3 separate regions of the Mus musculus genome follow, and all the other regions are linked to region 3. Evidence: chromatin loops called from intact Hi-C (ENCODE). Cell type or tissue: heart. All regions are shown on one strand.

Region 1 (8,000 bases), 1.3 Mb after region 3:
GAGGGGTTCAGGGAGACAGGGTCTGCTGAATCCTGGTGACACTGGAGGGCTGCTGTGGAGATCTGCATGGGGAGGTGACTGTAGTTCACACCTGTGGTCACAGACGTTTGTTGCTCTGTGTGATGAGTGACTCTCTTCAGGAGTCCCCACCCATCTCTGCTCTTCTTTCCACAGAATCATGAAATGGGTAATTTTTTTTTGTTTGTTTGTTTTCAGAGACAGGGTTTCTCTGTGTAGCCCTGGCTGTCCTGGAACTCAGTCTGTAGACCAGGCTGGCCTTGAACACAGAAATCTGCCTGCCTCTGTCTCCTGAGTGCTGGGATTAAAGGGGTGTGCCATCACGCCCGGCTTTTTTTAAAATCTTTTTTTTGGGGTGGGGGGATGGGTAAATTTAATCTTCTCCCACACTACTGATCAGGGATGAAACCCTGTGTGCTCTCTGGCATGAGAATCATCTTTCTTCCAGTGTCCACACTGCACAGGCCTGAGGAACTCTGGGGCCAACTCTGTTATCAGAAACAGTGTCCCCCACTCCTGTGACATTCATGTCCCTCACCTCATCAGCTCAAAAGTGTGAGTGAAGGTCAGGGAGGAAGGGAGAGGGTCAGAGATTACATAACTTCTACCACACTATCATCCTTATTCTGTGTTATAGTTGGTGACAGTTCCTCTCCTTCTGTGATTGAGTCACTAAAGCAACTGCACCATGGAAGTGCAGACACAGAGAAGTCCAGTGGAGACAGGGATCAGTGCCCTGCTGTCTGTGGTCTGCACAGGGGTCTCTCTTCAGTGGACAAGGGGGTCTCCTGTGCTGAGACAATGTCCCAGGTCCACAGAGACAAACTCAGGACTCAGAATGAAGATCCTTGTTTTAAATACACACACACACATATATATACATATATATATGTATATATGTATATATACCTACCCACCTGAAGCCACGGACTTCTAGGAATTAACACAAGGAATCTGTGTCTCAGCACAGGGCTGAGAAGACAGATCCTGAGGGGAGAGGCAAAGTCTATACTTAACAGATGAGAGTCCTGCACTCAGGCTTGGCAGTGTGAGCCGCCCATTGCAGGTGAACAGAGCCTGGTCTCTGTGGGGTCCATGTGGGGCTTGCAGGCCAGCGCCTCTGCTTTAAGTAGAAGCCTCTCTCCACTGCATCCCCAAGCACTTGTGTAGCCATTGTATTCCCGGAAGTGGCTTTTCTTCTAGAAGACTCCAGGGTCTGACTTCTGAAGAGAAGAAAGGAAGAGGAAGGGTGGCTCAGAGAATAAAGGTTCTTGCTACCAAGCTTGGCTCTCTGAGTTTGATCCATGGAAGCCACAAGGAGAGTGGAGACACCTGAGTCCTGTAAGTTATCCTCTCAGCATCACATAGCCATCACGACATGCACATCCCTACACATAATTATTAAATCAATGTAATAAAATAAAAAAGGAATCATGATGATTTCATATTGAAGGTCATAAGGACAGTTATGTATAAGGACAAGTATGTAAAAGATATGTCCAGTTTTCCTCCAGACTTACCTGTGTCCAAAACCCACATTGTGATGAGAAGCAGCCAGGAGGACTGAAGGGCATCCCATGCAAGGATAATCACAGAGATTTTAAACTCTTTTATGTGTTATGTATTTATACTATTGCTTTATGTGTACCGTGTGTGAATGAGGCCATTCTCCATCTGTGGTATGTGTTGGGGGCAGAGGGAGTCATAAGACAACCTTGGGGATCCAGTTCTCTCTTTCCACGTGGGTTCTGGGGGACTGAACTTAGGTGGTCAGACTCAGTGGCAAGCACCTCTACCAGAGTCACCTCACCATCCCGAATTGGTGCCACAACCCTGTTTTTTGGAAGTGTTGAGAAATGGAATCTGGGACCTATATTATACACGGTAGGCACTCAAGTCACTGAGACACATTCCCAATGTGTGAAAACCAGTCAGCTGACAACAGCTCTTTGTTATTGCAAAGGTCCTTACTAAAGCTTTAGGATAAAGATGGAATTAGAGACTATCTGTTAAAAAACAGATATGTGTGGTGTACAAGAAGCACTTTGGCAATGCAACCCCCTGATCTGAGGACCTAAATCTAGGAGAACCAGGTCTCAAGAGGAAATTTCTGGTTTCTCTGGAGACTCAGTTGTGTTGTGTGATTTTTTTTTTTTGAAATTCTCTTTTGGGAGGATTTATTTGCTGAAGAAAAACTCATGGTGCTTTTCTGGAAACTGCCTGGAAAAGGGGCAGGCGATGTTTTGCCAGAGCTTCAGAGATGCCCTCTTGAGAGAACACATGATGTTTGGATAGGGTATAAATATCACCCAATAGACCACAGACGACACTGTGCGGCATTGGTTCACCTTGCCACGCTTTGCTGGTCTTCGTTCTTCCCAGACAACGCTGTGGCATTGGTTAGCCTTGCCTTCTTTGCTGATCGTTTCTCAGGACTTTGTAGAGAGAAACTAACCAAAGAACTTCTGGTGATGTTCTGGCATCTTCTTCCTGCTTCTGCAGACTCAGGCTGATCGGTGCAATCTCAAAGTTTCTTCTGGATTGAACTGGTATCGCTGATTCATGTGCACTCACCTGCTGATATCCTGACAATGCAGACTGGACTCTCCATAAGAACTCTTTCTAAACAGGTCCACACGCTCCTTTGCCCTTTCTATTTCCTCTGGTGGGTGGTGAGCTAGAAGAGAGGTTAAAACACTTAAGTAAGCTTATTAAAGTAGGTTTGGGAAAATATAAACCTACACAGGGCATCTGGAATGTTCCATGCCTGGGTTATGTTAGCAATGCTGCTTTGGTGCTGGAGGACATCAGACGTTTTTGTAGACTGAGCACTGTGGGGACGGATTGGGAAGCTCCTTCTCTGGGACTCTGTGCCCCTGAGGAAGCCAGGGCTTCTCCTGTTCACACCTTCTCTGCAGGGGAGTTAGGAGGCTCAGGCCTGACTGAGGCCCTGTGCTGCAGAGAAAAGAATCTCAGAGAGCCAAGGCATAAAAATAAAAATGGTGTCACTTCCGAATAAAATTATGGAGCTGCAGAGATTGTTCCGAGGTGAAGAATGCTCACTGCTGTTCCAGAGGACCTGGGTTCAGTTCCAGTTCTCATCCACTTGTAACTCAGCCTTAGATGGGTAGGGTGCCCTCTTCTGGCGGCCTGGGGAACTCCATGCTTGTGGGGCACAGACATACATGTGTGGGAAGCCACATGTGCCGTTGCTGAGTGGCACTGACTACTGCTGGCCACCACGCATAAAATTGGACAAACAACCAATGTGTACATATGCAGTAAAGTTTTTTGCAAAGACACTGCCTGGCCCAGGCATGATAATGAGGTTCTGTAAGGTACTGAGAGTATAACCAATTAGATGTGAGACATGCAAATGAGGTATGATAATGAGGTTCTGTAAGGTACTGAGAGAGAGTAACCAATCAGATGTGAGACATGCAAATGAGTTATGATAATGAGGCTCTGTGAGGTACTGAGAGAGAGTAGCCAATCAGATGAGGAACATGCAAATGAGGCATAGTGCATAACCAATCCGGGTGTGAGACACGCCTCTCCTAGGCCTATAAAAGCAGCACCAGTTCTGGGCTCGAGGTCTTTTCGCCTCTACAATCAAGCTCTCCCAATAAACGTGTGCAGAAGGATCCTGTTGCAGCGTCGTTCTTCCTGGCCAGTTGAGCGCGCGCAAGATACATGGAGGCAAAACACCCATATAAATAAAAATATTTTTTAAAAGAATGAAAAATAAATGAAGGGAAATAAGATTTCTGTAAAGAAAGAGATACCTGAACAGTATTGGGGGTCACTACAGCGCATAGGAACACCTCCAAACCTAGATCAGCACTCTAGGGACCCTTGCAGTAGGCGTGTACATCTAATGATGTGTACACAATGATCTTAGGGAATCAGCCAGGGAAGGGTGATTCCTTCTACAGAGTGGCCCCTGATGCTACTGGTCTATGGAGCCTGTGTGTTCGTTCATTTATGCTGTTTGTGCTGTATGCCTTGTTGTAGCTCAGGTGGACCTTGAATTCTTTATTTTATTTTAAAAATTTATTATGTACACAGTGTTCTGCCTGCATATGTCTATAGCCACCAAAAGAGGGCGCCAGATCTCATTATAGATGGTTGTGAGCCACCACGTGATTTCTGAGAAATCAACTCAGGGCCTTTGGAAGAGCAGTTAATGCTCTCAACCTCTGAGTCATCTCTCCAGTCCTGACCTTTCCCACCTACAACTTGATCCTCATGCCTCACCTCAGCATGCCATGGTGTGTGTGTGTCTATGTCACTGTGACTGGAGAGTTGGTGCTGAGTCACAATCTAGAGAGGAGCCGAGGTGTAATCTCGCTCAGAAGTTGTGTTTCAGTCCGAAGATCATAAGGACCCGTGAAAACCACAAACCAGAGGATTTGGGGCTGAAAGGAAAATCCCTGGCTGCTTCGGTATGAAGAGGGCATAGGCGACCACAACTCCCTACCTTTCCCAGCATTCAAAGCTCACAGCCACTTAGGTGATCAGGAACTGGAGCCGCTCCTATTCCTGTGTCCTGCTGCCCCCTGGCGGCCGTGCTCCGCATCGCAGCTCCCAAGAATCTTGGAGATGGACTGGGCTCTATGTCAAATGTCCCTCCAGACTGCAGACTGCAGAGTTCAGGAACTGCTGGCCAGCTTCACAAGCCCGCGAAGCTGTCCAGCTCACACTGAGGAAGGGCCACACTAAGAAACCGGGTATCCCCTGCACAGCCCGCCACAGCAGAGCATTAGTTGTTTTTCCTTTTGTGGTTGCTGTTGCCCAGGATTTACCCCAGGGCTTCCTGCCTGTTGACCGTGTCCTCACTGAACTACACACCGGCTGAGCTTGATGTGACCACACAAAGAAAGGGTCCTGGGTTTCTCTGGGAATGCCTTCAATCCCAAAACTCAGGAGAGCAGATCTCTGCATTCTTCAACCACATAGCAAGTTCCAGAACACCCGGGGCTATAAGGTAAAACCAGAAGCCTGGGATCCCCAGGTCTGACACCTAGAAGGGGGTGGTGGAGTAGGTGGGAAAGTTGTAACAAGTGAGAAAGGAGCATGGATGCCTGGGACGGGGTCTGGGTGGACTTAGGCCCCCAGCCAAGGCCCTGGGAAGTGAATGGGGTAAAGGAAATAACCTCAAATTACTCTTTTTTTCCCTTGACAGCATCTTTCACCTGGAATTTCCCCCACGCTGTAGATGGGACCTAGGGACGGCTTCCTGCCACCGAGCTGTGTCCCAGCCTTTACTTTTAAGACGTGGTCCAGGCTGGCCTTGAACTTACTCTGTAACTGAAGCAGGTTTTCCATCCAGTGCTTCTGGTCCCTAATTAGCCAGGGTTACAGGTCTGCAAACCAGCCTAGCTTTTGTTCAAGACTTGGTCAAGGTTGCCAGGCTGTGGAGACACACACCTTCAGTCCCAGCACTTAGGAGGTAGAGGCAGGTGGGTCTCTAAGTTCGAGTCCAGCCTGGTCTACAGAGTTCCAAGACAACAAAGGCTGCACAGAGAAACCCTGTCTCAAAAACCAAACAACTTGGTCAAGCATGTACCTTCACTCTAGGACTTGTGGGTCATGACCCCTTTGGGGGTCAAACAACTCTTTCACAGGGGTTGCTTAAGGCCATCAGAAAACAGTAGCAAAATTACAGTTATGAAGTAACACTGAAAATAACTTTAAGGTTGGGGTTAGTACCAGGAATTAAAGGGTCGCAGTATTAGGAATATTGAGAAACACTGCTCTGGTCTGCAAACTCCTTACAGAGGTGGGGCAGAGGGCAGCAGGAAGTGTCTGGGTCACATGAAAATGACAGGATCTGTTTTGAAGCCAGGTCCACCCCTGCCTCGATCATGGCTGCAGGTGTTACAGGCCCTCCATCCTCAAAGGAGCTGTGACAGCCACTTAGAGGCTGACACAGACAACCTCAGAGTCTGTGTTGATTATTCCCATGGTAGCCCTCAGGACAGCACCCAAAGCTACCACATTCCCAGGCCTTGCAGCAAGTGTAACCCTCCTGGAGAGCTACAAACAGTCCCCTCCTGAGAAACTATGCCACCCATCAGCCAGAAGCAGCAACAGAAATCGGGGTACTATCCCATCATCTTCCTGACGCCCACCAGGAACTGACTAGGTCTACAAGAAAGACATGCTGGAGAACTCAAAGGCCCAGGGACAAAGGAGAGGACAGTCCCAGCACTGTAAGTACTTATTATTGACACAGAGTGAGCCCTGCCACTAGGTGATGTCACTGTTCCAGCAGAGCCCAGAGATCAGCTACAGGGTGGCCTGAACTGCTGAGCCCTAAGAGCTGAGGGTCAGTCAGAGCCTGGGGCGGTGGAAGCTCACAGGCTGTGAGTGAACAGCAGAGGAGCTGACTGGACTGGAAATGAAGGTCACCTGACTCAGAAGCCCAGGGAGTGGCCTTGGGTGCACTCTGTTGAGGCAGAGTCCTGGCAATGGAGGCTGAGTGCGGTGTGTGGAAGCCGTGGAGACAAAAGGGATGGGAAGAGGTCCCAGGTGACAGTGTGTGACCCACTGAGAGTCCACGGGAGCTTAGGGTCCCGGCAGGTCCGAAACAGAAGTTTAGCTTGTGTTTCTTCAGCTCCACCATGAGGTGATGGATGTTGATGAGCTCGGCCCTGGCCAGGAGTACTCGGAGCTGGGGCTGAGACAGCACCCGGTGGAAGCCATGGTTGAGCTGGATCAGTTGGGTCAGCGCCCCCTGCACAGAGGAGTCAGGGTCAGACTCATGGTGACCTGAGCTGTCAGAGCTTCACCAGGATCTCAGGCACAGATGCTTGTTGGCCTTCAGGGCAATCGTGTGATGCAGAGCCCAGGGGAAAGAGCGAGGAAACAGACAACCATGGTACACAGGCAAAGGGTGGGAGTGGCCAGACACCTGGATGATGCTGGTTCCATTTCAGAAGATGGTAAAACTCCACGTTACATCCTGACTCAAGGACTCTACAGAAGCCTTACAGGAACTACCAAAGCCACGGATCAGCTGAGTGACTCGGGCTGACTGCCAGAAGAAAAGGTGTGTCAGAGAGCAACCAGGGCTGAACCAGCAAGGCCTGCCCAGGGCTGACGACGAGAATGATCTCAGAGCAAAAAGGAAAGGCCTACACCTGCCTGCCTGGCAGACACAACCTCAGCTGTCCCTGAAACGCCTGGCCCCAGGCAAAACAGGAGTTGTCTGCCTAAGTTGACTGCTTTGGCAGTACCCAACCCACCACTCAGTGTGACCACAAGACCCTCTTGTTACCCTCGCCCGCCCTTATATAGTGGGGCTGAGTGTCCAGTCCCCCAAGGCGCTGGGGGTCAGTGCTGCGGACACTCTGGACATTCATCTCCAGGATCAGCTCAAACCGAGGCCACAGCAAGGCAAGCACCTGCTCCCAGTACCTGCAGGCTTAATCAGAGTCAAAGGTCAGCTGGCAGGGGTGCAGTCTGCCCAGGGGAGCACAGCACCCTTCAGGGTGACAGTGAGTGGTTGTGCCCCACACCAATGCTGCCCCTGGGACACACAAATGGGAAAAAGGGTGAAGGGCATCAGGTGAGGAAGAGCCCAGAGTCAGGACGGAGTTGTTTGAATAAGATAAAAAGCTGACCGCCTCCAGGCACCAAGGACCAGAGCTCAGTGACCTGTCCAGGGCAGGGACGTCCCTCTTCGCTGCAATGTTGCAGAACCGGAGAACAATGTGGATACACAGAAAAACAGCAATGTCAGTAGGCTAGAGGACTCCAGGTGTTTCTGTGTCAGACAAATGAATGTTACCTTGTTTTTCAAGTAGCTGTAGGCAAAGAGATGTACATTTCATTGGGGACAATGCACTGGCCAGGGAGACCAGCTTCTTCTCTCTCCACAGGTTCCATAAGCGGCCTGACCTGCTCACTAGCCACACTTATGTAAGTTCCCCACAGCAGAAGCTGGGGCTGAGCTTGGGATGGGAGCTCCAGGGCCA
Region 2 (8,000 bases), 1.3 Mb after region 3:
TATCCTGAGAACTTTTCTTTTCCACTTCCTATGGTGGGTGGGTGGCTAGAAGGGAGGTTACAGCATTTAAGAACCCTTATTGAAAGTAGGTTTAGAAAAATCAAAACCGAGGCCCATTGGTCGTGCAAACTTTATATGCCTCAGTACAGGGGAATGACAGGGCAAAGAAGTGGGAGTGGGTGGGTGGAGGAGTGGGTGGGGGAGCGTGTAAAGGACTTTTGGGATAGCATTGGAAATGTAAATGAAATAAATAGCCAATAAAAAAAATTATCGTGAAAAAAAAAACCCTACAACTTCTGGTCAGTGTAAAGGCTTCCCCAACTCTGAGGAAGTGACCGTTGAGTATCCAGCACCCCTCTGGTACTCTTTGAGGTGGAGGTACCTCCAGCTAGTCTTTAAGGCTAGAGTTGGCCCTCATCACCTGCCCCCATTCTCCCACCATTGGAGCTTCTATTCTGCAGTTCCCTTAGGTCTTCTGGGCCATGGCGCCTCTACCTGCCCTTGCTCACCTTCCCCTTAGAGCTGCCTATCCCATGGCTCCTCTAGTCCCTGGTGGTTTTAGGTGCAGTCTCCTTAGTCCCTGCTGGGCTCCTGTGACTTTTCTGGTCCTGACTCCATCCCTCCACCCTCAGAGCTGCAACCCTGCAGCTTCCTGAGACCCTGCTGGGCTCCTGTGACCTTTCCTGCCCTATCTACCACTCTTGGAGCTGCCTGTAAATTCCACAATGTCCCTAGACCCTTGTGACTTTTGAGACTGCATTCCCAACCCTTTCCTCTAGACAAGACCCTCTAGGAGAGCTTGGTTCTCATTCTACTTCTGGCTTCTGCGAAAGTCCTGGTACCAGGCACCGAGACTCCTTAGCTTACCCAGGCTAAGCTGGTGGCTGCTGAGTTGTGGTGATGACCCACTGAACAGCTTGGTTCTCATTGTGTTCTCCCTGAGTCTGGGGGCACCCATGACAACAGGCTGCAGGGACATTATGCTCCCCCTTTTTCACGCTGGGGATCAGTGTCTTTCCTACCCTCTTAGTCTCTTGGGTGCCTCTTAGAAACCTCCAACCTGTACATCTGAAACCAAACCTGAAGAGCACTACATTTATTCCCCTGTCCCATCAAAATTGGCCTCAATATCCCTTAGATAAACAGAATGAATGGCCACTCAGTGGCACCCTTGATCCCAATATTATTCAGGATCTTTACAAATAACTACGAGCAATCAGGGAAATGGGAAGTTTCCCTACTCCCAATTTCTCTTTCCTCCAAACCCCGTTGTCTCTCCCTCATCCTCACACAGTGGAAACTTCTTGTCCTCTAAGTTACCATCCATGGCTCTGTAAGTTTGTTGCAGTTTGGGAGCCAGAAGCCAACCCAGCAGCAGGAGTGGGAGAGAACAAAGCAGGAGGCCAGTTGTGTGACAGAGAAAGAAGAGGAAACATAAAGGGACAGACTATTCACAGTGGGGACTATGGCTGCTCATCTCGACTCTTTAGGTTTTGGGTTAATTCTCTAAATTTCATGAGGAGTATGATCCCAGTAAAACTTCTAACGAAGAGGTTAACTTAAAATTTGTGACATCAGCATAAATAGTTAAAGTCTACACATAGAATTCTTAAAGGAAACACATGCTTGTTGCCATCTCAACCACTGTCCCCTCATCAGGACAGGAGCATCTTTGCTGACAGCCATCTTTGATAGGGTTTGAAAGGACGGTGTTTGCCATGTGACCTCTCTCCCATCTTTATTAAAAAGTGATCACATGGCAGAAACCAATCAAGGAGAAAAGAGCTCCTCCTAGCTGTGAGGCCCAAGCCAGACAATTCTTCCACCGTTTTCAATCACGATAAGGACAACAACCCAGAGAACCTCTTCTTCCTCTTCAGCCTCTCTGCTTTCTCTTTGTCCACAGCAACAGGCTGCCCATGCAGATAGGGCTGAGGCAGGACCCTAATGCAATCACAATACCACAGGGGGCATCCTAGGAAGGAATCAATTCATAACTTGCCTCCTGACCGGTCTCCATAAAGCTCCCCTTAAGGCTGTAAATTATGAAAACTCCCAAGAGGTCATCCAGGAGAACTATGAAAATCCACCTCAATGCCTAACCTGCCGTTACAAAGGCCCTCCTACAATACACTAACCTGGATCCTGAGACCCCAGTGGAAACCAATTGCATATGAGCTACAGTTTCAAGAGTCTCCCTGATATCAGGACAAAATTTAAACATGTATAGAAAGGACTCCTGACTCCTCAGCAGGAAAACTAAGTCATACCCTTCAAGATGGATCATGGGAGACATAAAAAAGCCCCCAAACCAAAATACTTTATAATGGCTAAGGCCTCTCAGCTGGACAAGGAAAAATCCCAGGAGCTCCCTGACTCCCAATGCCTGAGAACACCCACATCCTGTTTCAGATGGGCTCAGGGGGGTCATTAGTCTCAGGTCTATGAAACTCTCATAAACCACCCAAACCAAGTCCAAGGTTCCATCAAAAGGACATTGGAGTATTAACTGTCCCCATCCCCCGAGGCATGGGAACATCATCCCTGACCATCCTTCAGCCAATATCTGTGGTCTGACCATGGACGACTTAGGGAGCCCAGACTCCTTTAGCCTGACCGCCGCCATCTCTGACACAGAGTAATTATCATGGTATTAGCGCATTCAATCTCCTTCCTTCTGGACACTGGGGCCACATTCTAAGTCCTGAATAAAGTCTGGGGACCCACCTCTCCTTTCCATTCCTCTCTTGTCAGAGTAGGGGGCCAGGCTTACCAGGCTCACCACACCCCACCACTTGGCTGTAGATTTAGAGATGTCCCTCTTATGCATTCCTTCCTAGTGATACCAGCCTAATAGTACCAGCCTGTCCCATCTCCTTGCTGGGAAGTGACTTTCTAGCCAAAATGGGAGCTTCTATTTCTTTTGTTCCCCACATCAGTGTGACCCCAGGGTCTCCGGTCATTTGATGATGAATGGAAGGGCTCCACCCACTGTGGGTGGATGGTATAAGAAACCAGGCAGAGCAAGACTTAAGCAACAAGTCAGTAAGTAGTGTTCCTCATGGTCTCTGCTTCAATTTGAGGCTCTAAAATTATGCCTCAAGTTCCCTTAAGGGACATTCTTTAGTATCTCAAATTTAAACATGATAACCACTGATAATTCTCTTAATTGAAGCTACATCGTATGATAAAGAAACAGAAAAGAAAATGTAATATCTGTACAAATACATGTTTAACCAAATACAACAGAAATGCACATGCCACTTATAATCCTCATTTCAGCAATGGTCGCATGGCTTTGGCTGGTATTTAAAACTGTTATATGTTTTCCACCCAGTCTGTTTATTTCAAGAAATAGGATTCTGAGATGTATCTAATTTGCTACAGCCTTGGTCAAATAGCTTTAGCTGGTTCCCTGGGTAGCTCATGATACATATTCCCATTTATTTGACACTATTTTCTGCCATGTGGTTAGTAACTGCTCCTCTGCTCCATGTGTCTGTGTTCTTCAGTGTCTTTGGGTGAATCTTTTGCTCTCCTGACTGATATTTATAACCATCTTTCTCTACTATCCATTCTGCATTTCCTCCTTTTTGGCCAACAACTCAGCAGGTCTTACCTCCTTTCTTGGAGGAGTGATCACCATTCCTGAAGGGTCTGTGCCCTTTGTCATCCTGCCTGGATTAGGCTGGTGTAGTTTCCCATTGACTTTAACCACAGGACATGGTAGTACTAAGAGAAGCCCTAAAGGATCTCCTGCACTCCAGACATGATCCTTCTTACCCCCATTGTGGAGAGACAATCTAATTGGCCCTCGGTGATCTGCATCATTACCCCCTCCTAACACTGTTACCCTTGCTTCACCTGATGGCAATGTCTAGACAGGAGAGTAAGGGTGGGACTTGAGGGCTGAGAGAGGGCCTCTGGGGAAAGGATTAGAGGCAGGAGGATTCACCATCATTATACGAGGAAGGACAGCTGTCCCAGGGCTGTGAGAGAGAGGTAAAGAACAGGCCACTTGGGAGACATAGGCCACAATTTGTCACCTAAGAATAACATAAATTCTGCTTAGCTAAGCGTTTAAGCATCTAATAATAACAATAATGATGATGATGATGATGGTGATGATGTCTCTGTGTCTTTATTCATCCACTGGCAGGACCAAGAAAGTCCCACTATTCATGACTCAGCCCTGCAGGCCTCTGTCACCTAATGTGCACTGTAACTGTGTCTTCAGTCACCCCATCTTTCTGTCAACCCAGCTGCCTCAGGTTGGTGGGGAACATGGTAAGACTAGAGGACTCCATGACCATGGGCCACTGTCACACTTCTCTGCTGTGAAGTGAGTTCCTTGGTCAGAATACCACGTGATCTCTGTGTGGAATAGCAGGACGGTGGATCAGGCATTCTGTAAGTTCACTGCTGGTGGCTTCAGCAGAAGCATCCCATGTAGGAAAGGCAAATCCATGGTCAGAGTGAGCGTCTGCTCCAGCAAGGATCAAGTGTTGTCCTTCCCATGACAGACCTGGTTCATGGGGTCAGCCTGCCACCAGGTAGCTGGCTGGTCACCTTGAGGAATGGTGCCACATCTGGGGCTCAGTGTTGGTCTTTGCTGTTGGGAGGTCTTGCATTCAGCAACAGCTGTAGCCAGGTCAGCCATAGTGAGTGGACATCCATATTGTCCAGACCATGCATAACCCCCATCTCTGGCACAAAGAGAGAGAAGTGTGTTGCAGTCAACAAAGATGAAGGAGGTGGAGCTCTGAAGAGTGCTTTGACATCAGACATGGAGATGCAGTGTTTGCCCAGCTGCTCTCTGGTCTTGCTCTGGTTCAGCATCTCCTCACGATGCTCCCTCTCTTGCATTTTGGAATGGTGATGCACATCCTGTGCCATAGCGTGGGGGAAGAATGTGATCTATAAGATTTCTTATTTTTATTTTATAGGAGGTTACAGCTTATGGATTCCATGACTCTCTGAGAGATTCAGAACCTTGAAGTTTATAATGTGCTAAGGTTGTGATAGACTTTTAGACTATGGGGGCTTTTAAAGTTGGGCTGAATGCATTTTGGCTGAATGATATTGCTACAAGCCTATGGGGACCTAGAAGTGGAAAGTTGTGGTTTGAATACAAATAGCCACCATAGGCTCATATATTTAAATCTCCATCAATGAATAACACTACTTGAAAAGGCTGTAGGAGGTGTGGCAATGTTAGGGTTGAAGCAGGAGAAGAGATGAAAAGAAAAAATGGTTATGTAGGCATACATTTTTTTCAAACTTACTTTAATAAATATTTAGAATCTTCTTTTGCCCACCACCCAGAAGAGGTAGTGGAAGAGAAATGTTATTAGGATATTGGGGAAGTGGACCTGTTTGACAATAGCTCTTTTGGGGCAAGCTCAATCTTTGTCAGCAGTTCAGTTCCGTGGCAAACACCAAATACGAATCAACAGCTGCAGTCCAGTCCAGTCCAGTCTCAGCAGGCAGACACCATGCCTGAACCAGCAACTGTGGATCAATCCTGAAGAAACCACAAGGCTCACCAACCAAGGAGCTGCAGAAACCTCAAGAGCAGTTCTTTGGAGAGTTTCTCTCAATAGTGGCATTACCACAAGTGGATCTCAACAACTATGTAAGGCAAACAAATACATGCCAGCTGTTAGTGGAGAATAGCAAGGCAGAACAAAACAAACCACATGCTCACTGCTCATTCCCGACTGTGTGGGGTCACAGTTATACTCCTTCATCACAGGTCCTTTCATGTGTCTGCTTCAGCAAAACATTCTTTCACCTGTGTGCTCCAGCAAACCATCATTTGACATAACTGACTTTCCAAAGAAACTACAAGTTCCATGTAAGGACTATAAAGGAACAATAGGATAGGAGGGGAGGTTGTTGAATCTGCTTTCAGAGTAAAGAGCATCAGCTACTGGTCTCAAATATTTTATACTGGTTTGTATTTTTGTATATTGAGAGAAATTTAAGCTTACATTTGCTACAACATAACATACACATGTTTCAACTCTTGTTTAAGATATTGCACCTCTGCAACTCAATTTAAAATGTAATGTTAAGTTCCAGTCCTTGAAAGAAACTATTGCAAAGAGTTAGGAAATGCAAGTGGGTAGTCAATCAATCAAAGTTTTGGACATGTTAGGAACTAGTGATGTTAATTACAGAAATAAGCTTTCTTTAGCCCCTTGTAGATATTTCCTAAGTTGAAGAGATAGTGGATAGCTAGAAACAAGCAACACTTGCCTATTCTGATACACTGTAGATACATAAGTGGACTTCGAAAATCTCAGACATCTACAGGATGTGGCATTCAAAAATGTTTTATTAACAGGCAGCTTTCCATAACACTGAGACGTGACTGAGCCTGGCAGTGCCCTCATTCTACTTCAAGGAGGATGGTGGGCATCAAAGAACCTCCATATGGAGTTTGCTTCAATGTGGCAAAGTCAGGCTCCAGCCAAAAACCTGCCCTTGCTTCAACTGCGGACAGCATGCAGTCCTAACCGGCGACAAGCATAACAGGGAAGTCCCTCAATATTCCTGCTTCACAAAAAAGTCCATCATATACTGGGCCAGTAGGCAAAGATGGATGCCCCAGGACTGCAGGAGAACCTTGGGTGACTGTCCAGGCAGCCAGCGATCTCTGCCATTTCCGTAACTTTGGAAGGAAGATGCTTGCTCTGCACGTCCTGTTTTCTCAGGGAATATTTACCCTTCTCAGGTCACTGATGGGGGGAAGATTACATAGTTACAGCCTCACAGGAAGCTTAGGTTGTTTAGGACTCAAGAAAACGATTTAGGTCTAGGAAGATATTTATAGGTGGATACTTTCAAGTTATGATAGAAAGGGAATTAGGCAAAAACTGGATCCATAGGATAGATAATAATTTCTCAGTGATTGGCAAATACAAATGAATGAGACATTATGAATGTAATTCTTATATTTTTAATATTAATAATTAAATTCTTAATCTAAAGTTTATTTCCTTAATTATTTAATTAATCGAATTAATTAATTAAAGACTTAATAATAATTCATACTAAAGAATTAAGTGTTTGTAATTAAATTCTTAACTTTGTATACTTATGTTTTTATACTTGTTCTTATTGTTTTTATACAGTTGATGATGTCAGAGAAAGAGCCTTTCATAGGATTAAGTGGGGGGTCAATGTTGAAGTAATGTTGTACACTGTGAAGATTAGTCTCTGTCCTACCTTGCCTACCTAAAGTACCTTCTGAGTGGTAAAATAAAAACCCTATGTCCTTAGAAAAGGAGAGTAGAAGGCAGGATTATGGGCAGAGAGAGGAACTCAGGAAAAAGAGAAGCATGGGGGATTCGCCACCCAGACTCAGAGGAAGTGGGATGTGCGAAACTGAGGAGAGGTGACCAGCCACATTGCAGAACTTAGAATAGTATGAATGGGATAACTGAATTATGAGAATGCTGGGAAAAGGCCTAGCATAAAGCGTAGGCATTCATAAATAAATGTAAGTCTGCCGTCATTATTCAGAGCAAGGGAGGACAAGCAGGAATCTCAGACAGATAACAGGAGCAGGAGCAAGCAGACACAGAGCAAGCCTTTCCTTCTTCCATGTCTTCATGTAGGCTTCCAGCAGAAGGCGTGGCCCACATCAGAAAGGGGGAGGGGCTCCTACACAAATATTCTGGATTACAGGTGTGTCTTCCTATCTCAAAGAAAAGGATCAGAAATTGATCTTCCCACTTCAAATTAAGCAAAAAGCCTCACAGATGGTGTGCTCCATTTTGAGGTTTTAGTTAACGCCACATGTAGCTCGCATCAAAGAACCAACACCATGGTCCCTGTCCGAGTTCTGGAACTGCTCTCTTTGGGGCTTTGCAGCTCCTTTTAGCACTCATGGCTCTGCCTCCTACCTCCCCTCTTACAGGGAGTTTTCTTCCCACGGGTGGAAAAGCACATAAAGTTCTTCTGGATGTAGTTTGATGAGAGCAGGGCGGTCT
Region 3 (8,000 bases):
GGACGTCCCTGCCCTGGACAGGTCACTGAGCTCTGGTCCTTGGTGTCTGGATGTGGTCAGCTTCTTATGTTACGAAAACAGTTCCATCCTGACTCTGGGCCCTCACCTGATGCCCTTCACCCTTATTCCCATTCATGTGTCCCAGGGGCAGCATTGGCATCAGGCACACCCACTCACTGTCACCCTGAAGCGTGCTGTACTCCCCTGGGCAGACTGCACCCCCAGCCAGCTGACCTTTGATTCTGATTAAGCCTGCAGGTACTGGGAGCAGGTGCTTGCCTTGCTGTGGCCTCGGTTTGAGCTGATCCTGGAGATGAATGTCCAGAGTGTCCGCAGCACTGACCCCCAGCGCCTTGGGGGACTGGACACTCGGCCCCACTATGTAAGGGCGAGCAAGGTTAATAAGGGGGTCTGTGGTCACACTGAGTGGTGGGTGGGTACTGCCGAAGGAGTCAACTTAGGCAGACAACATCTGTTCTGACTGGTGACAGAACTTGCAGGGGTATCTGAGGGTTGTATCTCCCAGTCAGGCAGGTGTGAGCCTTCCCTTCTTGCTCCCAGATCACACGCCGCTATGCTGAGTTCTCCTCTGCACTTGTCAGCATCAACCAGACGATCCCCAATGAACGCACGCTGCAGCTCCTGGGACAGCTCCAGGTATAGCTAGGCAGGACATATTTGCCAGCAGAGGGACGGGACCTGTGTCCTTGCTTTCTAACCTGCTGCTTTCATTTGGCTTGTGCAGGTGGAGGTGGAGAATTTTGTCCTCCGAGTGGCTGCAGAGTTCTCCTCCAGGAAGGAGCAGCTTGTGTTTCTGATCAACAACTATGACATGATGCTCGGGGTGCTGATGGTAATGCTGCTCCTCCCACGGGGGTCCCTACAGCTTGTGAGCTCTGCCTGAGCTCAGCGCTTTACCCCTGGATGCTGGCAGTGTCCACATCATGGAAAGAAGGGGAAGTGATGGCAACAGTGAAGGTTCCCAAGCTCCTGACTCCTCTTGTCTTCCTTAGGAGCGGGCTGCTGATGACAGCAAAGAGGTGGAAAGTTTCCAGCAGCTGCTCAATGCTCGGACACAGGTAGGGCCTGGGTGCAGCAGGAAGACTGCGATGCTGTTGGACTGACCTCTGTGTGCAGTCATGAGTACAACCCACTGCCTTGTTGCTAGTCTATTTCATTTAACTTTTTCAAGGTACTAATAGTTTAGAAGCAACATAGAACTATACCTATTTATGTATGCATGTGTGTGTACTATAGCTACATGTATGTATGCATGTGTGTGCATGTACTATAGCCCTGTGTGTATGTGTGTGTGTGTGCACTATAGCCCTGTGTGTATGTGTGTGCATGCACTATAGCCCTGTGTGTATGTGTGTGTGCACTATAGCCTTTTGTGTATGTGTGTGCATCCACTATAGCCCTGTGTGTATGTGTGCGCACTATAGCCCTGTATATGTGTGTGTGTGTGTGTGTACTATAGCCCTGTGTATATGTGTGTGTGCACTATAGCCTTGTGTGTATGTGTGTGTGTGCACTATAGCCCTGAGTGTATGTGCACTATAGCCCTGTGTGTATGTGTGTGTGTGCATGCACTATAGCCCTGTGTGTATGTGTGTGTGTGCACTATACCTCTGTGTGTATGTTTGTGTGTGTGTGCATGTATTATAGCCCTGTGTGTATGTGTGTGTGTGCATGCACTATAGCCCTGTGTGTATGTGTGTGTGTGCACTATAGCTCTGTGTGTATGTGTGTGTGGGTGCATGCACTATAGCCCTGTGTGTATGTGTGTGTGTGTGCATGCACTGTAGCCCTGTGTGTATGTGTGTGTGTGCATGCACTATAGCCCTGTGTGTATGTGTGTGTGTGCATGCACTATAGCCCTGTGTGTATGTGTGTGTGTGTGCATGCACTGTAGCCCTGTGTATATGTGTGTGTGTGCATGTACTATAGCCCTATGTGTATGTGTGTGTGTGTGCATGCACTATAGCCTTGTGTGTATGTGTGTATGTGTGCACTATAGCCTTGTGTGTATGTGTGTGTGTGCACTATAGCTCTGTATGTTTGTGTGTTTGTGCATGTACTATAGCCCTGTGTGTATGTTTGTGTGTTTGTGCATGTACTATAGCCCTGTGTGTATGTGTGTGTGTGCATGCACGATAGCCCTGTGTGTATGTGTGTGTGTGCACTATAGCCCTGTGTGTATGTGTGTGTGTGTGCATGCACTGTAGCCCTGTGTGTATGTGTGTGTGTGTTATTCGACGCGTTCTCACGACCGGCCAGGAAGAACACAACAACCAGAATCTTCTACGGCAAAGCTTTATTGCTTACATCTTTATGGGGCCAGAGTGTAAGAAGCAAGAGAGAGAGAAAACGAAACCCCCTTCCCTCTTTAAAGAGAACAACAATTGCCTAGGACGCATCACTCCCTGATTGGCTGCAGCCCATGGCCGAGCTGACGTTCACGGGAAAAACAGAGTACAAGTAGTCGTAAATACCCTTGGCTCATGCGCAGATTATTTGTTTACCAACTTAGAACACAGGATGTCAGCGCCATCTTGTGACGGCGAATGTGGGGGCGGCTTCCCACATGTGTGTGCATGCACTATAGCCCTGTGTGTATGTGTGTGTGTGCACTATAGCTCTGTATGTTTGTGTGTTTGTGCATGTACTATAGCCCTGTGTGTATGTTTGTGTGTTTGTGCATGTACTATAGCCCTGTGTGTATGTGTGTGTGTGCATGCACTATAGCCCTGTGTGTATGTGCATTCTGCTTTGCAGGGAACTGTTTGTGTGTGTGCACATGTAAGCTCACACAGGCACATCTGAAGCTCATGGAGGTCAGAGGTCACAACTTCTAGGTCACAACTTCTTTTCTTGCTTCTTCGACCTTGTGTTCTGGGGACCAGTGGAAAGCACTGTTCCCTGATGAGCCAGCATACTGGATCTTGGTTCTGGAGAAAACCCTTGGGGACATCCCCTGCAACTTGTGACATCACCACCTAAGGTGGAAGGCTCACAGAGACTGCTGTCTGGCGGGTCATTAGACGTCCCTGTGCAGAATGGGGGTCCTTTGCTCCCAGGAGTCTGACCCTGTGTGTGCTTGCACTTCTCTCTAGGAGTTCATTGAGGAGCTGCTGTCTCCCCCCTTCGGGGGTCTGGTGGCATTCGTGAAGGAGGCTGAAGCCTTGATTGAGCGTGGGCAGGCTGAGCGGCTCCGAGGGGAGGAAGGTATCTGATGTCCTGGTGCAGTAGGTAGTGGGAATTAGGGACAGTGAGCGGGGGTGGAGGGGGTGGGGGGGTGGGAGTGGGGAGTCACAGGGGAGGCAACGCAGCAAGGAAGACTTGGCTGGAAGAACACCAAGAAAGCCAGGCTTGATGGTGAGCACAGATGTGCCCAGGGCAGGCCTTGCTGGGTCACCAGCCCTGGTTGCTCTGTGCCTGGTGGACGGTAACCAGACCTGGAGCTCTCTGACACACCTTTTCCTCTGGCGGTCAGCCCGAGTCACTCAGCTGATCCGTGGCTTTGGTAGTTCCTGGAAGGCATCAGTGGAGTCCCTGAGTCAGGATGTAATGCGAAGTTTTACCAACTTCCGAAATGGAACCAGCATCATCCAGGTGACCGGCCACTCCCACCCTTTGCCTGTGTCCTAAGGTTGTCTATTTCCTCGCTCTTTCCCCTGGGCTCCGCATCACACAAACGCCTTGAAGGCCAACAAGCATCTGTGCCTGAGATTCTGGTGAAGCTCTGACAGCTCAGGTCACCATGAGTCTGACCCTGACTCTCCTCTGTGCAGGGGGCGCTGACCCAGCTGATCCAGCTCTACCATCGCTTCCACCGGGTGCTGTCTCAGCCCCAGCTCCGCGCACTCCCGGCCAGGGCCGAGCTCATCAACATCCATCACCTCATGGTGGAGCTGAAGAAACACAAGCCGAACTTCTGATTCAGACCCCCCTCCCCCGCCCCTAAGCTCCTGTGTACTCTGTGTGTCACACATTTTCACCTGGGACCCCTTTCCCATCCCTTTTATCTCTATGGCTTCCACACTCCCCTCTCAGCCTCCATTGCCAGGACTCTGCCTCAACAGAGTGCGTTCAAGGCCACTCCCTGGGTTTCTGAGTGAGGTGACCTTCATTTCCAGTCCGGTCAGCTCCTCTGCTGTTCACTCACAGCCTGTGAGCTTCCACCGCCCCAGGCTCTGACTGACCCTCAGCTCTTAGGGCAGAGCACTGCAGGCCACCCTGTAGCTGATCTGTGGGCTCTGCTGGAACAGTGACATCACCTCGTGGTGGGTCTCACTATGTGGCAATAATAAGTACTAACAGTGCTGGGACCGTGTCCTCTCCTTTGTCCCTGGGCCTCTAAATTCTCCAGCATGTGTTTATTGTAGACCTAGTCTGTTCCTGGTGGGCATCAGGAAGAGGGTGTGATAGTACCCCAAGGTCTGTTGCTGCTTCTGGCCCAGGGGTGGCATAGATGCTCAGGAGGGGACTGTTTGTAGCTCTCCAGGAGGGTGGCACTTGTCGCAAGGCCTGGGAATGTGGTAGCTTTGGGTGCTGTCCTGAGGGATACCATGGGAATAGTCCACACAGCCTCTGAGATTGTGTCAGCCACTAAGTGGCTGTTACAGCTCCTTTGAGGATGGAGGGCCTATAACACCTGCAGCCATGCATCAAGGCAGGGGTGGACCTGGCTCCAAAACAGATCCTGTCATTTTCATGTGACCCAGACCCTTCCCGCTGCCCTCTGCCTCACCTCTGTAAGGAGTTTGCAGACTCCAGAGCAGTGGTTCTCAACCTTCCTAATACTGCAACGCTTTAACACAGTTCCTTGTGCTGACCCCAACCTTAAAGTTATTTTCATTGTTACTTCATAACTGTGATTTTGTACTGTTAAGAATACTAGCCAGGCGTGGTGGCACATGCCTTTAATCCCAGCACTTGGGAGGCAGAGGCAGGTGGATTTCTGAGTTCGAGGCTAGCCTGGTCTACAAAGTGGGTTTCAGGACAGCCAGGGCTACACAGAGAAACCCTGTCTCGAAAAAAAACAAAAAAAGAATATTAATATAGGGGCTGGTGAGATAGCTCAGTGGGTAAGGGCACCCGACTGCTTTTCCAAAGGTCCAGAGTTCAAATCCCAGCAACCACATGGTGGCTCACAACCATCTTTAACAAGATCTGACTCCCTCTTCTGGAGTGTCTGAAGACAGCGACAGTGTACTTACATATGATAAATAAATCTTTTTTTTTTTTTTTAAATAAGAATACTAATATAGCCAGGCATGGTGGTGCATGCCTTTAATCCCAGCACTTGGGAAGCAGAGGCAGGCGGATTTCTGAGTTCGAGGCCAGCCTGCACAGCCAGGGCTATACAGAGAAACCCTGTTTCGAAAAACCAAAAAAAAAAAAAAAGAATACTAATATAAATATCTGTGTTTTCTGATGGACTTAAGCAACCCATGTGAAAGGGTTGTTTGACCCCCAAAGGGGTCATGGCCCACAGGTTCTAGAGTGAAGGTACATGCTTGACCAAGTTGTTTGGTTTTTGAGACAGGGTTTCTCTGTGAAGCCCTGGTTGTCCTGGAACTCACTCTGTAGGCCAGGCTGGTCTCGAACTTAGAGATCCACCTGCCTCTGCCTCCCAAGTGTTGGGACTGAAGGTGTGTTTTTCCATAGACTGGCAACCTTGACCAAGTCTTGAACAAAAGCTAGGCTGGTTTGCAGACTGTAACCCTGTCTAATTAGGGACCAGAAGCACTGGATGGAATGCCCGCTTCAGTTATGAGTAAGTTCAAGGCCAGCCTGGACCACGTCTTAAAAGTAAAGGCTGGGACACAGCTCGGTGGCAGGAAGTCGTCCCTAGGTCCCATCTGCAGTGTGGGGGAAATTGCAGGTGAAAGACGCTGTCAAGGAAAAAAAAGTAATTTGAGGTTATTTCCTTTACCCCATTCACTTCCCAGGGCCTTGGCTGGAGAGCCTAAGTCCACCCCGCCCCCGCCCTGGGCATCCATGCTCCTTTCTCACTTGTTACAACTTTCCCACCTACTCCACCACCCACTTCCAGGTGTCAGACCTGGGGATCCCAGGCTTCTGGTTTTACCTTATAGCCCCTGTGTTCTGGAACTTGCTATGTGGTTGAAGAATGCAGAGATCTGCCCTCCAGAGGGCTGGGACTGAAGGCATTCCCAGAGAAACCCAGGGCCCTTTCTTTGTGTGGTCACATCAAGCTCAGCTGGTGTGTAGTTCAATGAGGACACAGTCAACAGGCAGGAAGCCCTGGGGTAAATCCTGGGCAACAGCAACCACAAAAGGAAAAACAACTAATGCTTTGCTGTGGCGGGCTGTGCAGGGGATACCCGGCTTCTTAGTGTGGCCCTTCTTCAGTGTGACCCGGACAGCTTCGTGGGCTTGTGAAGCTGCCCAGCAGTTCCTGGACTCTGCAGTCTGCAGTCTGGAGGGACATTCAACATAGAGCCCAGTCCATCTCCAAGATTCTTGAGAGCTGCGATGCGGCTCATGGCCACGAGGGGGCAGCAGGACACAGGAATAAGAGTGGCTCCAGTTCTTGATCACCTAAGTGGCTGTGAGCTTTGAATGCTGGGGAAGGCAGGGAGTTGTGGTCGCCTATGCCCTCTTCATACCCAAGCAGCCAGGGATTTTCCTTTCAGCCCCCAATCTTCTGGTTTGTGGTTTTCCCGGGTCCTTATGAACACAGCTTCTGAGTGAGATTACACCTCGGCCCCTCACCTGATTGTTACTCAACACCACACTCCAGTCACAGTGAAATAGACACACAAAGACAAACACACACACAACACACAACACGGCATTATGAGGTGATACAGGAGGGTCAAGAATTAAAGATCAAGACTGGAGAAAAGACTCAGAGGTTGAGAGCATTAACTGCTCTTCCATAGGTCCTGAGTTGAATTCTCAGCAATCACGTGGTGGCTCACAACCATCTATAATAATATCTGGCGCCCTCTTCTGGTGGACAGGGACACATGAAGGCAGAACACTGTACATAATAAATCTTTTAAAAATAAAGAATTCAAGGTCCACCTGAGCTACAACAAGGCATACAACAAACACAAACAGCATAAATGAACGAACACACAGGCTCCATAGACCAGTAGCATCCGGAGTCACTCTATAGGAGGAGTTGTGTCCATTTCTTTCTTCCCTTGCTGAATTTCTAAGATCATTGTGTACATCTAGTGCAGGGGACCCTACAGTCCTGCACTAGGTTTTAGAAGTGTTCCTACATGCTGTAGTGACCCCCCAAATACTGTGCAGTGTCGCTTTACAGAAATCTTATTTCCCTTCATTTCTTTTTCATTCTTTTAAAAAATATATTTATGTATATGGTGTTTTGCCTCCATGTATGTCTATGCCCCACAAGCATGGAGTTCCCCAGTCTGCCAGAAGAGGGCAGCCTATCCCCTCTGAGACTGGAGTTACAAGTGGATGAGAACTGGAACTGAACCCAGGTCCTCTGGAACAGCAGTAAGCATTCTTCACCTCTGAACAATCTCTGCAGCGCCATAATTTTACTCGGAAGTGACGCCATCTTTATTTTTATGTCTTGGCTCTCTGTGATTCTTTTCTCTGCAGCACAGGGCCTCACTCAGGCCTGAGCCTCCTAACTACCCTGCAGAGAAGGTTTGAACAGGAGAAGCCCTGGGGTCCTCAGGGTCAGAGAGTCCCAGAGAAGGAGCTTCCCAGTCTGTCCCCAGAGTGCACAGTCTACAAAAATGTCTGATGTCCTCCAGCACCAATGCAGCATTGCTAACATAACCCACACATGGAACATTCCAGATGCCCTGTGTAGGCTTATATTTTCCTAAACCTACTTTAATAAGCTTACTTAAGTGTTTTAACCTCTCTTCTACCTCACCACCCACTAGAGGAAGTAGAAAGGAAATGTTAATAGGGTAAAGGAGGGCGTGGACCTGTTTAGAAACACCTTTTTCGGGAGAGTCCAATCCGCCTTGTCGGGATAT

Evidence for each region. Peaks named below come from ENCODE experiments on the same cell type or tissue, not always from the same donor. Only the 100,000 strongest peaks of a DNase experiment are listed, where the experiment ranks them.
Region 1: a loop joins it to region 3, with 32 times the contacts of the local background. A loop is called at or near these places in 15 of 42 quality-filtered maps.
Region 2: it touches region 3 in a loop (9-fold over the local background); 15 of 42 quality-filtered maps call a loop at or near these places.

What each region holds. Positions count from the first base shown.
Region 1 is chr17:35,297,593-35,305,592 of GRCm38, forward strand. It overlaps the pseudogene Gm18734. Among named protein-coding and RNA genes, the nearest start is that of H2-Q1, 19 kb to the right of the region's middle. In heart, a CTCF peak has its summit at 4,596 (motif pointing left); a DNase peak (open chromatin) is centred at 4,589; H3K27me3 peaks cover 943 bases.
Region 2 is chr17:35,287,891-35,295,890 of GRCm38, forward strand. No RefSeq gene overlaps it. Among named protein-coding and RNA genes, the nearest start is that of H2-Q1, 29 kb to the right of the region's middle. In heart, no CTCF peak of the experiment used is centred here; no DNase peak of the experiment used is centred here; H3K27me3 peaks cover 2,849 bases.
Region 3 is chr17:33,962,165-33,970,164 of GRCm38, forward strand. It overlaps Vps52 (VPS52 GARP complex subunit), which reads left to right. Exons shown (of 20, transcript NM_172620.4): 13 at 1-21; 14 at 259-382; 15 at 562-657; 16 at 746-853; 17 at 1,014-1,079; 18 at 3,117-3,228; 19 at 3,497-3,615; 20 at 3,795-4,874. The coding sequence ends at 3,941. Among named protein-coding and RNA genes, the nearest start is that of Gm23111, 6.5 kb to the left of the region's middle. In heart, CTCF peaks have their summits at 6,497 (motif pointing right) and 7,025 (motif pointing left); DNase peaks (open chromatin) are centred at 3,097 and 6,517.